2 separate regions of the Mus musculus genome follow, and region 2 is linked to region 1. The links are chromatin loops, found by intact Hi-C in ENCODE. Cell type or tissue: left cerebral cortex. All regions are shown on one strand.

The links. Peaks named below come from ENCODE experiments on the same cell type or tissue, not always from the same donor. Only the 100,000 strongest peaks of a DNase experiment are listed, where the experiment ranks them.
Region 2: it touches region 1 in a loop (2.6-fold over the local background); 11 of 42 quality-filtered maps call a loop at or near these places.

Annotation. Positions count from the first base shown.
Region 1 is chr7:126,561,800-126,569,799 of GRCm38, forward strand. Eif3c (eukaryotic translation initiation factor 3, subunit C) reads right to left here and starts at 4,567. Exons shown (of 21, transcript NM_146200.1): 1 at 4,549-4,567; 2 at 4,280-4,420; 3 at 2,904-2,969; 4 at 2,617-2,806; 5 at 1,828-1,953; 6 at 1,444-1,498; 7 at 1,205-1,311; 8 at 767-891. The coding sequence starts at 4,380. Gm24596 (a small nuclear RNA gene) reads right to left here and starts at 2,181; the gene lies at 2,075-2,181. Gm25579 (a small nuclear RNA gene) reads right to left here and starts at 5,350; the gene lies at 5,245-5,350. In left cerebral cortex, no CTCF peak of the experiment used is centred here; a DNase peak (open chromatin) is centred at 4,653; H3K4me3 peaks cover 1,396 bases; H3K27ac peaks cover 1,104 bases.
Region 2 is chr7:126,692,475-126,700,474 of GRCm38, forward strand. It overlaps Slx1b (SLX1 structure-specific endonuclease subunit homolog B (S. cerevisiae)), which reads right to left and starts at 3,309. Exons shown (of 6, transcript NM_029420.4): 1 at 2,951-3,309; 2 at 279-330; 3 at 1-185. The coding sequence starts at 3,129. Bola2 (bolA-like 2 (E. coli)) reads left to right here and starts at 3,526. Exons shown (of 3, transcript NM_175103.3): 1 at 3,526-3,625; 2 at 3,709-3,806; 3 at 4,081-4,219. The coding sequence starts at 3,563. The coding sequence ends at 4,180. Coro1a (coronin, actin binding protein 1A) reads right to left here. Exons shown (of 11, transcript NM_009898.3): 10 at 7,783-7,998; 11 at 7,300-7,511. The coding sequence ends at 7,407. In left cerebral cortex, CTCF peaks have their summits at 963 (motif pointing left), 1,804 (motif pointing left) and 3,306 (motif pointing left); DNase peaks (open chromatin) are centred at 969, 2,313 and 3,374; H3K4me3 peaks cover 2,562 bases; H3K27ac peaks cover 2,296 bases.

The DNA of each region.
Region 1 (8,000 bases):
CTGATCAGTCTTGTCTCTCTGAAGCACGTGATGAAAAATGTTTCTGAACAAAATGCCTACCAACGCTCTTTAGCTTATATCTAGCCCTTTCTAATGTCGAGGAATTTACTGTTCCCTGTAGCAATGCAATTCAAACTTCTAAAACCAGCAGAGCATCCCAATGAGCACCAACCATGCAGTGTATTCCTTTAAAGGCATTATTCTTTCTCATTGAGCTCTTCCCCGCCTATCTTCCCTAGCCCAACCAGCTAAGACTGGTCACAGAGCAACCTCTGACCACTGCAGTTAAGTTTACAAAGGCTTGCTGCACTGCACGTACCATGCACCAAGAAGCAAGATTATCAGGAAGGGCAAACACAATAGCTAGCAGCTATCACTGAGTGCCCTCCACATGCCAGTCCTATACTGAACTGGTTCCCTACGCTACCTGGAACAGCTCTCCTGGGTGGTAATGCCCCTGTCCATTTCAGATGCAAGAACCTAAAGACTGAAAGACATGGCTTGCTGACTATCACATAACCATAGATGCCACAGTGAGATTTTTACTGAGTGTATGGTTAAATATTTGAACTCTGGAGCCTTCAAACCCTATCTATATTCAAGCCACACTAGCTTTGCAATCTGGTACTTGGTTCTAAAGCCCTGCTGTGAAAGGGGAGCAGGGGCTTCAACCTAAAGCCTCTGTGGAAGCGAAGGGCAACAGTGTCCGGATGATTAAAGGCTTTCACGCCCTCCCATGTAGCCTCCAAACCCATTACCTCCTTACTTTTTAAGGAACTTTGAGGCCAGAACAGTTTGTTTTCCTTCTTCTTCCTCAGAGTCTGAATCAGAAGATGTGGAGCTGGTGTCCCATTCTTCATCTTCAGAATCTTCAGAGTCCTCATCATCATCCTGTGAGGGAAGAGGATCAGGAGGAAGGCAAGGCACTCTGTGCTCCTCCCCGACACACATTCCAGGCATTACCCCTGACAGAATATGGAGTCAGGGCATCAGAGCAAACAGTCCATGTAACTCTGGATTACAAATCACCCAGGGGAGTCCCCACAGCTCCCCAGCACAGTGGGGAGCCTGGCAGTTGGATCCCAGTTCACCTAGTGTCTAACTCACTCTCTGAACCCAAGGGCACCATAAGATTACATTTCTTCTTCCCAAGACCTAAACATCCTGAGAGGAAATCACCCAGGATACACCTGGGATCGCTTACTTCCATCTTTTTGTGGAACTTCCGACTCTCTCCAGAAGATTCTTGCTTCTTCTTCAAGAAAGTCGTATTACCGACTCCGTCCTCGTCCTCATCCTCATCTGAAGAGCCTGGTAGGAAGTGGGAGGAAAAAAAGCCAGACACTGAAGGCCAAGACTGAAAACAGAAATGAGATCAAGAGAACCCATGGCATGGCATAGCATTGGGCCTTCTAACTATCTTCAATAAAGGTCTTCTCTCACCTTCGGAGTCTTCCTCATTCTTTTCTGCATCTTCATCTGCAGACTGCTCAGGGTTCTGCATTGAGGAAAATCAGAGAACTAAGATGCCTACCATAAGCCAAGGATGGTGGCCCATGCCTTGAATCCCACCACTCAGGAGGCAGAGGTAGGAGATCATTGGGAGTTCAAGGCCAGCCTGGTCTACACAGTGAGTTTGCTACAGTGAGACCTCCAACTCATCAATCACAAAAGAACAAAACGTCTGCCACATACAAGCCTCCTCCTTCTGAACCCGTCAGTTTGTTATGGTTCTCTCCTTAGCCATGTGTCATCTACCCATGCTCTGGAGTTTTGTCGGAGGATCAAACTCCTCCTAGTTCAAACCTTAGCCTCTGGCCAACTCACCTGCTTGTAGTTGGTGATGTGTGACTCGAAATCTCGGTTGTATTTCCGGATCTTCTGGCGCAAGGTACTCAGAGCCTTGGCGTTGTTTTTATTCATCTTCTTCTTTCCTTCTTTATCTTCCCAAAGCTATCAGGGGTAAAAGGAAGAATAGGGACCCGAGGCTAAGTGGCATTTTCAAAATGTAGGCTTTAAAATCCCCTCCCCTCCCGGGATCTTGCTATCTAGACACCATCTGTACCACTATTTTTTTTTCTTTTTAAGCTTCACGAATTTGCGTGTCATCCTTGCGCAGGGGCCATGCTAATCTTCTCTGTATCGTTCCAATTTTAGTATATGTGCTGCCGAAGCGAGCACAATCTGTACCACTATTAACCAAGACTGTTAACTAAGCAGCGCTGGGGACTCAATGGAGGCAAGCAGCCTACAGCTGACCTACACTCCAACCCAGGACTAGGAAGGCAGGGGTGGGCAGATCTCTGAGCTCGAGGCCAGCCTGGTCTACAGAGTAAAGTAAGTTCCAGGTTGGCCAAGACTATACAGAAAATCCCTGTCCTGGAAAAAAAAAAAAAAAAAAAAAACAAAGTAACGACAAGAACAACAAAAAACAGCCAAACCCCAATAAATATAGTCAAGCTTTTGCCCAAAAATAAGTTTTTCTCCTTGCTTTATCTCATTTTCTATTTTCTAGGCACCACTGTAGATAAGAAGGCAAAGAGCCCTGAGGAGAGCCCTGGCAGCAGGCAAGCAGCACAGCCAGGCCCACACCCCTCTGCATGCTCAGAGTCACACCTCATTAAGATAGTCCTCCAGGTCAGCCAGTATTCGGATGTAGAATCGGGGGACACCTTCCTTATCCACAATACTCTTGGCTTTCCCATAGGCCTTTCCCAGGAGCTCAAACTCTTCTAGACACTTGGTGACATCTCGAATCTTCATGGCATTACGGATGGTTCGTATGAGGTTGGTCAGCTCCTCAAACCTGGGTAGGAAGTTCAATACCAGATTGGCTGTGTCTGTCTATCATGGAGAAAACAATACCATCACTCCCCCTAACCCCTAACCTACGACAGCCTCACCTCTTGTCCTTGGCGCTTCGGACAACTCTCTTTGTATCCTCCTCATCCTCGCTCAGTAACAAAGGCCTGTATGAAAGGAACAGAGACCATTACCCTTCAGTCTTAGCTAGTGTTATTTCTCTTATCAGATGAGAACCGAGGCATGCATACCATCTTCTTCTCTGATCCTTGTTCTTCATACTCATCTTAAGCAGCTGCAACTCTAAATGAGGTCTCTTGTAAACCCTGACAGTATCTACAAGAATGTCCCCAAGAACAAGTAACAGAAGGCTTATAGACTGTATGAGACAACTGTCTAACAGCACATATGGCTACAAGTACCTAAGAAAGCAGCAGACAAAAGGCCCCCTAACTCTAACAAATGGGAAAAGCTCCAAGGAGCTGGTACCTAGCCAGATTCTAAAAAGAAACATTTCCCAAAATAGGAGAGGCCACTAGTTTTGGTGAATTCTAACACTCTCTTTGATTGTATTTTTTTCAATAATGGGTGAAAGCATTCAGTTAGCAACAGTGTCTCTATTATTTTCTTTCCATGGTATTAACTTTTCCTGACAATTTTTTTTTAATATGGGACAAGTGATAGTTTTTCCACTTTGGACAGTGTTATGCTATCGCAGTCACATGGATATGTCTGGATATTCATCTACAATTCTCTACAAGTCTCTGTGGAGCGCCGGGCGTGGTGGCGCACGCCTTTAATCCCAGCACTCGGGAGGCAGAGGCAGGCGGATTTCTGAGTTCGAGGCCAGCCTGGTCTACAAAGTGAGTGCCAGGACAGCCAGGGCTACACAGAGAAACCCTGTCTTGAAAAACCAAAAAAAAAAAAAAAAAAAAAAAGTCTCTGTGGAGGTAAGTATGTCTTAAAACCCTTCAGGTACACAGCAAAAACAATGTTGTTTTGAGAACTGTTTCAAAGTTCAAAAAGTTTTAATTTACAGAGATCGAGAAAAAGACAGTAAATAAAGATGAACACAGCAGTGTTTAGCATTTGGCACGCAGAGCCAAACGACCGGATTTCAGGGCCAAACTAACCAAGCACTGAGGGTTTCCCTCCATGAGTACAAATCATAACGACTAAGCTTAGTGGGAAGATTTACGATACGGGGAGTTTCCGAAAGCCACAGTCAAGGGGCGGGAAGGGATGCGAGAGATGGAATGTGGGCAGGAGTTACGAGGCTGCAGACTTGGAGGCCTTAAGAGCTGATGCAATACTAAGCAACGGAAAACCTCTCCTCCTCCTCGGTACCGAGGACGCCGAGGGCTCCCCCAGCTCGCTGCGAGAGCTCCTTTCTCAGACGCGCCCAGCCCATGGCTCCGCTCGCCCACCCGAGCCCCCGCAGCCCGCCAAACCCGTCCCCTCCGCGCCCCCAGCTCACTGTTTGCCGTAGTTCCCGGAGACCGGTTTGGTGACGAGCTCCTCCCCGGACAGGGACGACTCCGACTCACTGTCCGAGCCGGTGGTGAAGAATCGCGACATGGCGACGGCGCTGAAGGGCTGAGGCGCTCGCGGCCGGAACCTGAGGAAACCCGCGGCGTCAGGGTTTGGGGGCAACCGCGGCTACCATCTCCCGACCCGGACCCCCGTTCCCGCCTGCACGGCCTCCCCCTTGCCCTCCACGGAGCACGAGGCCCAAGAGACACGAACCAGCTAAGCTGCCGAGTCCCTCTGAGCAGGTGAGACAGGCACGACGCCGGAAGAGGAAAAGGTTGGGGGGGCGTCACTTCCCGGAAGCACCAAAGAATGCGCTAAATAACTACAATTCCCAGTGGCCTTTGCGCTATACACGGCCTGGGACGAATTAGTAGCCGAGGTTCTAAATCTTATCTAAACTAAGACTGACTGGCTGCTCACTAGGACCGCCCGGACTAGGCTGCAAGACTGACAATATAGAATTTAGTAACCGCCCCATGGTGCACGTCTGTAATTCCCTACACTAGAAAGGGTGAAGCAGGAGGATCATGGGTTCAAGGCCAGACTGGGCCAAAAAAAAAGAAAAAAAAAAAAAAAAAAAAAAAAAGCTAAGCTCTGAAGCCTGCGGAGGTGGCTCAACACCTTTAATCCCAGCGCTCAGGAGGCAGAAACAAGTGGATCTCTGAGTTCGAGGCCAGCCTGGTCTCCAGAGCGAGTTCCAGGACAGCCAAGAGAAACTATGTCTCGAAAAAAAAAACAAAAAACAAAAAAAAAAAACAAAAAAACAAAAAGTATTCTGGCCGCCCATCTTAACTTCAGAGTAAGAATCTAAGGGCTGGTGTCAGCTTGATGCCGATGTCCTGCGAGGTTTTGGAGGAGTGTCGTTGTTGTCATTTTGTTTTGTTTTGTTTTGTTTTAGAAAAGGATTTTAAAAATACGGAACGCTTTACAAATTTGTGTGACATCTTTGTGCAGGGGCCATACTAATCTTACCTTATCTTTCCAATTTTAATATATATGCTTCAGAAGAGAGCATGGTTTCTCAGGTTTAAGCAAACTTCATAGATCTTGAGTGTTGGAATCCTGTCTTTACCGTTTTCTTAGGCAAACTTTCTAACTTCTAATCTCTCTCTGCTCTTCTCCCTGTGCTACAAACAAAGGGGAATAATAGCACTTGTTCATTTGATATTAGGAAAATAAAATGAGAACATATGATGTGTGTGGGACAGTACCTTGTGCAGAATGAGCATATACTAGCTAGCCACTGGACCCACGAGGTGTTTCAGATGAAAAAGCACTTGTCACCAAGCGTAAGAACTTGAGTTAGTTCCCTATGGCCACAGAATAGAAAAAACAACTCCTGATAGTTGTCTTCTGACCACCTCCCCTGACTACCACCCTACCACCTCCCACCTCCCCCAATTCCTAGTGGCCTTTGCAACATACAAGGCCTAGATTTTTGTAGTACTGGGTATGGAACCCAGGGTCTAGATCCATACTAGGCAAGCATTTCACCAACTGATGTCTGGGGTGCCCAAAAATAAACAGTGAAGTATAATTCTAGCAAAATGGCACTGTTGGGTGGGTTTTATATAAAGACGGCCTTGAGGTCAGAGGCCTGAGGCTTCACCTTAGCCTGCTAGCCTGCTGGCAGTGTATGCATGTCTGTGTGCCTACCTCAGCGTGGCCCCAGTGCCAGTCTCTTGTGTATGCATGTTGCCTGCCAGAGTTCAGCTTCCAGGATTAGGTCCGTTTTTGTTGCTATGAAGAAACCATGCAAAAGCAAAGCAACGTATAGAAGAAAGACCTCACTGGGGATTACAGTTTCAGAGGATGAGTCCATGATCAACCGGGCAGGGACATGACAGCAGCCATGGCGCCAGAGCAGAAGCTGAGAGATGACACAGAAAGAGGCAGAGGGGGAGAGACACACAGAGAGAACTGGGAAGAGTGTGGGATCCAGACATACACCTCCTCCAAGGCCACACCTATTTTTTTCTGTTTTCTTTTTTTCCAAGACAGGGTTTCTCTTTATAACCTCAGCTGTCCTAGTGGAATTTGCCTCATAACCAGGTTAGCTTTGAGCTCTGAAAACCTCCAACTTCTCCCTCTGGAGTGCTGGGGTTAAAGGCATGCACCATCAAGCCTGGCAAGGTCACACCTCTAAATCCTTCACACATGTGATTATGTTGTGAACTCTACACACAACAACAGTTTTAAATGTCCGATATCTTTACTAATAGAGGAAATGCAAATCAAAACCAGAAGGAGATGCCACACTCACTATGGCTATACCAAGACAAAACCAAACCAACCCCCCCTACACACACACATACACACACACACACACACACACACACACACACACACACACACACACATGGAGAATAGCCAGTACTGTGAACCCCTATGAGCCCTGCTTAGTTGATTCCGTGGGCTGTTTTCTTGTGGTACCCTTGATCCTTTGGCTCCTACAATCCTTCCACCCTTTCTTTTGTTGGATTCCTTGAGCATCTCCTAATGTTTGGCCGTAGATCTCTGCATCTGCTCCTATCAGTTGCTGGATGAAGCCTCTCAGATGACGATTATGCTAAGCTCCTGTCTACAAGTGTAGCAGAATATCATTAGGAATCATTTCATTGACATTTTATTTTTCTTCCAATTATGTTTGGTTCTATCATAGGTCTCTGGCTTTCCAGTGTCTGGTTCCAAGCCTTTGGGCTTCCTCTCATGGCATGGGTCTCAAGTTGGACCAGGAATTGGTTGGTCACTTCCATGAGTTCTGTGCCACCTTTGCCCCAGCACATATTGCTGGCTAGACTGGTGGGGGTTGGTCTGGTGCTGCTACGTATTCAAATGCTAAATCTTGGCCCACAGGTGGCAGTCTGATGAGCACATTCTCACACCCAATGATGTCTTATGAATTTTACTCACCAATCTTTTCTGACTGGTTAAATTAAAGTGGCTACAGCCAGCCCCTAGGAAGCATAGAGATGGGAGGGGGGAGCGTTCCGTTACCACGCAGGGTTCCCAGGTAGGGGCCATAAGAGGAAGAAGGAAGGAAAGAGAAGAAGAAAGAAGACAGTAGGAGGTCTCCATTAGACCAGATGGAACAGTGTGGGAAGCCACATGTGCCGTTGCAGAGTGGCGCTGGCTACTGCTGGCCACCACGCATAAGTTTGGGCAAACAACCAATGTGTACATATGCAGTAAAGTTTTTTGCCAAGACACTGCCTGGCCCGGGCACGATAATGAGGTTCTGCAAGTATAACCAATCAGATGAGGAACATGCAAATGAGGTATAGTGCATAACCAATCCGGGTGTGAGACCCGCCTCTCCTAGGCCTATATAAGCAGCACCAGTTCTGGGCTCGGGGTCTCTTCGCCTCTGCAATCAAGCTCTCCCAATAAACGTGTGCAGAAGGATCCTGTTGCAGCGTCGTTCTTGCTGGTTGAGTCTGGCACACGCCAGAGAACAGGAGCACGTGGCTTAGAGAAGTGTCCCCTGAGACAGATTAATGGAGCAAAAATGACACCAGGGAGACTCAAACAGCAAGTACTTGGTGAGTGCATCTGGGAAATAGCCAGACTAGTGAAGAAAAAAGTTTAGGAATAGTCACCCAGTAATTGTGCTAAAACTGATTAAATAAATCGATAAGACACTGCCTTGGTTACTGGGGGACTGG
Region 2 (8,000 bases), 130 kb after region 1:
CAGAGTTCATGGCGGAAGTCAGGTCGCAGCCAACGCAGTGTTAGAGGAAGGCGCACCCACGGAGGAACTCGAAGCATGTGCGCCAGAACGCGCAAGTGGAAGGCAAAGGCAGCCTCGCTGCGCAGGCGCGGCCCCACGTGCGTCAGGCGGCGTGAAGCTTGAGGATGTTGCCAGGCCCATTCAAACTATAGAAGGGGACGACCCAAGACAAGGTCAGGGTGGTCCTGGGTAAGGTCCTCTAGATAAACCAGTCTAGCCCGCCCTTACACCTTTCTTACCCGAAGGGCGGCCACAGCAGACGGGAAACCGTGTATGATCAGCACCATGTCCCTTGGAAGGAGAGGGGCACGGCCAGTGAGTCCCCAACCCACCTCGACCCTGATAGAAACTGAATCCCTCCACCAGGCCCGTGCTCCAGTTCACACTGAGAGCACAACCACACCGCTTCACACCCGGCCATTAGAACTTGAATCTTTCACGGAGGCGTAAGACCCTGTATCTGCCAGTCTCAGGCTCCTCACCCCGTCCCTGATTCCTCTCCTTTGGAAGTTGTACTCTAGCCCCAGTCTTGTTGACCAGGGCCCCTATCTCCTGATCCCTGTCTTTAAAACAAATTTTGCTACTGTATATTAACTGTACAGAATAATAGGTTGCATTGATATTCTCCTACCTGTGTAATATATTTTGACATTACTTATTATAATCACCCCTCCCCCTTCTTTTTGGTCTTTTTCATTCCAAATAGTTCTCTTCCCACTTTCTCTAAATTCCAAATGAGAGAAAAGTTGAGCTATTTGTCTGTTATATCACTTAACATGATGATGTCCAGTTCCATCCACTTTCTCATAACTGGTATAATTTTACTCATCGTTGTGGCTGAATCAAACTGCAATGGCAGGAGAGGCACTTCAGTCATCTGGGCTCAGAACAGTTTGTAACTCCCATTCCAAGGGGTCTGGCGCCCTCTTCTGACCTCTACAAGTACTGCTGAGCTCAGTGCACTTAGGATTTAGTTAAAACACACACACCACATAAAAATAAAAGGTTCCTAAAAATCTGCATCTTGTATATGTCCCATTTTCTTCACCCACTCATCTGTTGATGGCACTGTGCTGGCTAGTTTTATGTCAACTTGACACAAGAGGGAACCTCAATCGAGAAAATTCTTCCATAAGATCAGGCTCTACACACACACACACACACACACACACACACACACACACACACACACACACATGCAAGCCTGTAGAACATTTTCCTGATTAACAACTGATGTGGGAGGGCTCAGCCATTGTGAGTGGTGCAGCCCCTGAGTTGGTGGCCTTGGGTCCCACCGCCTCTGCATCAGCTCTTGTTTGAGTTCCTGTCCTGACTTCCTCCAACGATGAACGTGAAGTGGAAACATAGAGGAATTTTAATCCAGCAACATGGCTGCTCTGGTAAGGAATCACATCCAAAGGCCCAGGTCTATATGATGGGGCTGGAATGCCAACACGGCCTGGACTACAGTATGATTTGCTGGAACGCAGACACGCCCTTTCATCCCTACAGTGAAGGTAAGGTGAGTTTGTAGACGCAGCCATGTTTGAAAATGACATCTAATTAAAGGGCAGATGTCCAACCTACATGAAAACAACACAGGAAAGAGAAGCTACTTAAGAGCAGAGAGAGGGGGCTGGTGAGATGGCTCAGTGGGTAAGAGCACCCGACTGCTCTTCCAGAGGTCCTGAGTTCAAATCCCAGAAACCACATGGTGGCTCACAACCATCTGTAATGGGATCTGATGCCCTCTTCTGGTGTGTCTGAAGATACAACAGTGTACTCATATACATTAAATAAAAAAATAATTCTTAAAAAAAAAAAAAGCAGAGAGAAGGGAGGGCTGTATGTGTATGGAAGTTTGGTCAGGGAAGTTTTACAGAGACAGGTTGTAGAGAGAACAAGCTAGACACCGGTGAAGACAAAAGGAGCCAGAGAATGAGAAGGAGCCAGAAGATTAGAACAGATTGTCAAGGCTAGTATGAGGCCAAGCAGAGCAATTCAGTCAAAAGCTGAGAGAAGCCGGATTGAATCAGCCATCTTGGAAGAATAGATTGTACAGAGGTTAGAAGCTTCCAGGGGTAGGCCTAGGGATAGTTAGAACAGAGAAAGAAACGCTCTGGCTCAGCCCAAGCCATATATTCACACAGCTTGGGTACGGCTCTCCTCTCACCCCTTCATCTGAGGAGATGAAAGCACATTCACATGGAAGTGTAAGCCAAATAAACGCGTTCCTCCCCAGTACGCTTTCGGTCCTGGTGACTCATCACAACAATAGTAACAATAGTAACAATAGTAACCCTAGGGGGCTGCAGAGATGGCTCAGAGGTTGAGAGCACTGACTGCTCTTCCAGAGGTCATGAGTTCAACTCCCAGCCACCACGTGCTGGCCCACAACCATCTGCGATGCATACAATTCCCTCTTCTGGCGTGTCTAAAGGCAGCTACACTGTACTCATATACATAAAATGAATAAATAGATCTTTAAATCTTTATTTTAAAAAATAGTAACCCTAAGATAAGGACCTAGGTTAATTGCATAGCATAGCTTTTGTATCTGATTTTTTTTTTTCTTAAATCCATTTATGTGCATGAATGTTTGGTACGTATGTGCAGAGATTAGAAGAGGGCGTCTGATACCCTGGTAGTGGAGTTACAAAGCAGCCCTAAACTTGTGCACTCGTAATCCAATTAAGCATCACAAATTTTAATCCAGCCATCGCAGAGTGTTGATATACATAAGGTGCCACCTCGCTGCTACGCTTGCTCTGGTGGCAGGCCAGGGACTCAGCACCGCCCCAGATCTAAAAAAAAAAAAAAAAAAAAAACCGGTCCCGCCTCTGTCACTCCTTTGCCCTAGCGGCCCGCCTCCTACGCGGAGCCTTCCGACCAGACACCCGCGCCTTCTTACCAGGGTCCTCGCCCGCTGGTCCGCCATGCTCCACCTTTCTTGCGACCCGCGTTGTGTTGCCGGACCCGACGAGCAGGATTGACAGTGAATCCAACGTAAACGCGGCCCCGATGCCGAGGGTTCTGGCAGTAGAGCAAGTAGACACCGAAGAAGCGCCCGGGTCTTGCTGCATGGTCCATCCGGACTTTCTGGGTTGAAGGGCCAGAGTTGGGGGTGGTTTCTGGGACCTCGGACCTCGGAAAGGGCTGGGTAGCCAGGACTGCAAAACCTTGGTTTAGGAAAAAGCACGGGAGAATGGTCCTGCAAACTCCTGGAAAGCCGGCAGAGCGACTTGCTGCGCCGCCTGCTGGCAGGAGGAGGGTGTGCAAGCGGAACCGCAGGACTGGCTGCCCTCCAGTCCGGCTCGGATTGGCTAACTGTTGGGAGGAAACCTCCCAAGTGCTGGGAATTCAAGGGAGCCAGGAGGCGGAAGTGCTGCCTTCGAAGCCGCCCTAGGAAGGGCGGAAGTGAGCGGCGTGGAGGAAGTGGCTGCAGTGAGGGCGGAAAGCGAGGTGGCGGGACCCGAGGCGAGGTTCTTTGCACGCTGGGCTGTAGCCCCGCCGGGCTGTGGTTATGGAACTCAGCGCCGATTACCTCCGCGAGAAGCTGCGGCAGGACCTGGAGGCAGAGCATGTGGTGAGTGCGATGCTGAGAGGTCGCGGGCGGTGGGGAAGGACTCCTGGGCGCGTGTTCCATCGTCCGGGTCTTCTGCCCGCTAGGAGGTGGAGGACACGACTCTGAACCGTTGCGCGACCAGCTTCCGAGTCCTGGTGGTGTCGGCTAAGTTCGAGGGAAAGCCACTGCTCCAGAGACACCGGTGAGCCCCGGGAGCCAGCCTCTCACCCAGCCAAGCCTCAGGCTCCGGATGGCAGCCCGGGCATCCGCTCGCCATGGGTGGGACCAACTCATTCCCAAAGCCCGGAGATGTGACCCATAGCCCCGAGGGTGCTCCTGCCTTTGTGATTGGATTCCTGTCCTCTCCTTGAATCCCCACTTCTTGGAGACGTCTCCGATCTCCTTGGTCACCCTAGCTTCGGAGCCCATCACTCCAGCTGAGGCCGCTCATTTCCCATTCCCTTCTCTCGCTCCAGGCTGGTGAACGAGTGCTTAGCCGAAGAGCTCCCGCACATCCATGCCTTTGAGCAGAAAACTCTGACCCCAGAGCAGTGGACCCGACAGCGGCGTGAATGAGGGGCCTAGGCCTGAACAGTCATTAAAATTTAAACCTGGCCCAGCTGGTCTCAGTGTGCTGTTTGAAGACCCTGAGGCCAAGTCACGGATGTGGCTTTTCCCTGACTCTCCTCCAGCCATTGTTTCAGCAAATTTGGATGGATTTCTTTCCTGAGCCCTCTAGGTCCCAACTTAAACAATGAAGATTCGGTTCTTAAGTCTGCCAAGGCTTTACTGTCAAACCCTGTGGTCTGTACTGTCACCAAGGTCAGACCTCAAAAAGCAGGGTGTTCCTGCTCTGTCAGCCCTCAGAAACCCTGAGCATTCTCCCAGGTTCCCTCACTCCAGGTTCCTGGAAGTAGCAGAGACAAGATACAGAATTTCTGTCAGTCTCTTCACAGGCGTACACACTCAGGAGGAGGGATGGACACAATGCACGCTGATGTTCAGTTCAGCTCTCCCACAGCTAGTTCCTCTCCACTGTGGATCTTTGCTTTGGTTTTGTCTTTCAGACAGGTCCCCATATGTTTCCCAGGCTGCTTGTAAATTCATGAGCTTAGGGGATCCTTTGGCCTTAGTCTTCCATGCAGCTATGGCTACAGACGTCCAGCACAATGCCCAGTCCTTCCCATATTGTCAAGGCTTGTCTCAGCCACCCAGTTTCCTGTCTCCATCTTCTCTTGATTTCATCACAGAGGTTGGTCAAGCTGGGATCATAGTAGTCAGTGTTCATGTCTTCCCTGTCCCTGGCATCATTTCCTGAACATTTTCAGTTCCTCTGGAGAACTAGTGATTCAGTCTCCTCACAAGGACCCCAAAAGAGCACCCCTTCACTCCCCAGTGATGGCCCTCCTCCAGTTTATAGGCAGAAGGGGCTTGCCCAGGATCACATGCCCTGTCGGGGTGAGACACAAGCTGGCAGGCAGAATTTTCCATTGTCTATACCCAGAAAACTCCATGGTGTGCTGAAGAGAGGAGGGCCGGGGTGGGGTCCTGGGTGTTCTCTGCATTGTATCAATTCAGCCATGGTACACTATAGAACCGCTCTGTCACCTCTGCCCTAGAGTCTCCGACCCTCTAGAACAGTTCTGTGCCATCCCAGCTCTACCCTCTGGAACCGCTCTGTGTGACCCCAGCTCTAGAGTCTCCCACCAATCAGGCACAGCAACTGCTGTCATATTGAGAATATCTTTAAAAGCATGCACTCATATAGGTAGTCGACAGTGCTAGCCTAGCATCCCTGAAGCCCCAGGTTCAGTCCTCATTACCATATAAACCAGGCATTGTGACGCACATGTAGAATAAAAGGTAGAGGCAGAAGTATCAGGTGTTCAGGACCACGGGGATCCGTGTGAAACGGTCACAGTGCACAAAAACAAACACCTTACTCCTATAGATAGGGTTTAAGAGATCTGTTCCTTCCTGTCTTCCTCAGAGGCCAGGTCCTCTGAAACCTACAGGCAATTCTCTGAGGCAGGAGGATGCTGAGAATGAAGTGGGGTTGGGGGGTCTTAGACCATGGTTTCGGAACTGCCAACCACTACCCTGTTCCATGTTAGCTCAGGGTCCGACTGTTTCCTTATTCGTTTGTCTTTATGGGATGTTGTCTGTTTTGTCAAGTTTTTTTTCCCTTAGTTTTTGTTGTTTGTTTGTTTTTTGAGACAGGACTCTCTTTGTAGCCCTGGCTGCCCTAGAACTCAGAGATCTGCCTGCCTCTGCTTCCAGAGTGCTGAGACTAAAGGCTTTGTGGGTGTTGGGATTAGAACTCTGGTCCTCTGGAACGACAGCAAGTTCTCTGAACTGCTGAGCTGCATCTCCAGCCCAAGTTTTGTTTTTACCTGTGTGTATGTGTGAGTGTATTTGCTTGCAGGTATATACATGCCTGTTTATGTGAGTGGAGGCCAGAAGAGGCCGTCAGGTATCTGTCTTCTGTCATTTTTTTTTTTTTTCCTTTTTCTTTTTTGGGTTTCTCGAGACAGGGTTTCTCTGTGTAGCCCTGGCTGTCCTGGAACTCACTCTGTAGGCCAGGCTAGTCTCGAACTCAGAAATCCGCCTGCCTCTGCCTCCCAAGTGCTGAGATTAAAGGCGTGTGCCACCATTGCTCAGCCTTCTGTCATTTTCAACTTATTCCTTTGAAGTAGTCTCTCTCTCTCTCTCTCTCTCTCTCTCTCTCTCTCTCTCTCTCTCTCTCTGAACCCATGTTTGCTTCTTCTTTAGGCTGGAAGCCAACCAGCCCCGAAATCCTGTTTTATCCACATCAGAGCTGGGTTGCAGGTATTTGCAAGGTTTCCCAGCTTGTAATGTGGATGCTGGGATCTGAGTTCTAATCCCTATGACTGCAAGGGAAACACTAAACCACTAAGTCAACCCTCCAACCTCCTGTTTTTGGCTTTATTACAGTTGTTTTTGAAACAGGGTCTCTATTCTAGGCTGGCTTTGAACTTCTGACCCTCCTGCCATCGCCTCCCCAGTGCTGAGATTATAGGTGTGGGCACCACACTTGGTTTATGCAGGGTAAGGAATCAAACCTAGGGCCTGGTGCTGCCAGCCAGGCCACACCCAAGCCCCATCTGGTTTGGTTTGGTTTGAGGCAGTATCTCACTTTATAGCCACTGTCAACTGAGTTTCTGGCTTGAACCCCGCAGCAACCCTCGGTCTCCCAAGTGTTCAGATTACAGACGTGAGTGGCGTCTGCTCTGCAGTCTTGTTATTTTTGTTCTTTGAGTCAGTAGCTCAAGGAGTTATCAGTGTGGTTGTTTGCAGGCTGTGCTGGAGTTGACCAGGAAATGCTAATTTGGGGTCAAGGCTAGAGACATAGCTAGAATGACAGCCTACATAGCATATTAACGGCTTTGGTCCAGCACTATCAAAGAAAACACGAAAAGTTTGGGGGTGACTGTGGACATTTTGGGGGCCCTAAGATAGGGATTTGGATGACTCAGACCTGCTCTGAGGTGGAGCTAGGGAACAGAGAACAGTGTCCAGCTCCATCCATCCCTGCAGGTATCATACCGGGCAAGGCCCTTTCCTCTGCTATAGTGTGAATTTGGAAGTGACCCACAGCCCGAATGGGGGCAGCGCATTCAGAGAACTCTCAAGGGGAAGCCTCGGGGCTCACCAGTTCACCGGAGTCTGAGAGGTACCAGAAAATAAAGCCGTTTTATTATTTTCGTCTTATTCACCATATGGCCTGAGGGTGGGGTGGGAGCAGAGGGGATGGCTGGCCCCAGATGAGGGCTCTGGGGTTCTACTTGGCCTGAACAGTCTCCTCCAGCCTGTCCAGGCGCTCTTGTAGCTTTTGCACTATGGCGTTCAGATTCCTCACGTCCTCCTCCAGCCTTGACACGGTATCCTAGGAGACCCAGCCCTGTATCAGGCCCAGCTTCTCTGTTGCTTCCTCTGACATCTGCTAGCCTTTCCAAGAGCTGCAAGGCTTGGGCCCTTCTTTCCCAGCAGATGCTACCCGGATTACTGCATGCCTATAAGCTTGCAACCTGGTTTCTAAGGCCTCCAGGTCACCCACTCCTTGCCCTTGGCTTGGGCATCTCTAACACTGGACTCTCTCCCCATGAGACATTGAGCACATCCATGCAGGCTTTGCCCCAGCCCCCCGCCCGCCTTACCGAGCTGGGCGTGCCGCTGGGCTCTGGTGTAGCTCTTCTGCGAGCGCTGTCCAGGCCCCTGTTGACCCTCAGCTCCCTGCTCTTTGGGGGCACGTAGCCATCCTTGAGGGAAATGAGGAGGGGGCCAGCATCCCGACCACCCAGCCATTCCTCAGCTGTGAGGGCAGGGTCGGGTCCTGCAGTGGGCGGATACAGGTCCTCCTGGAACAGGTCCGACT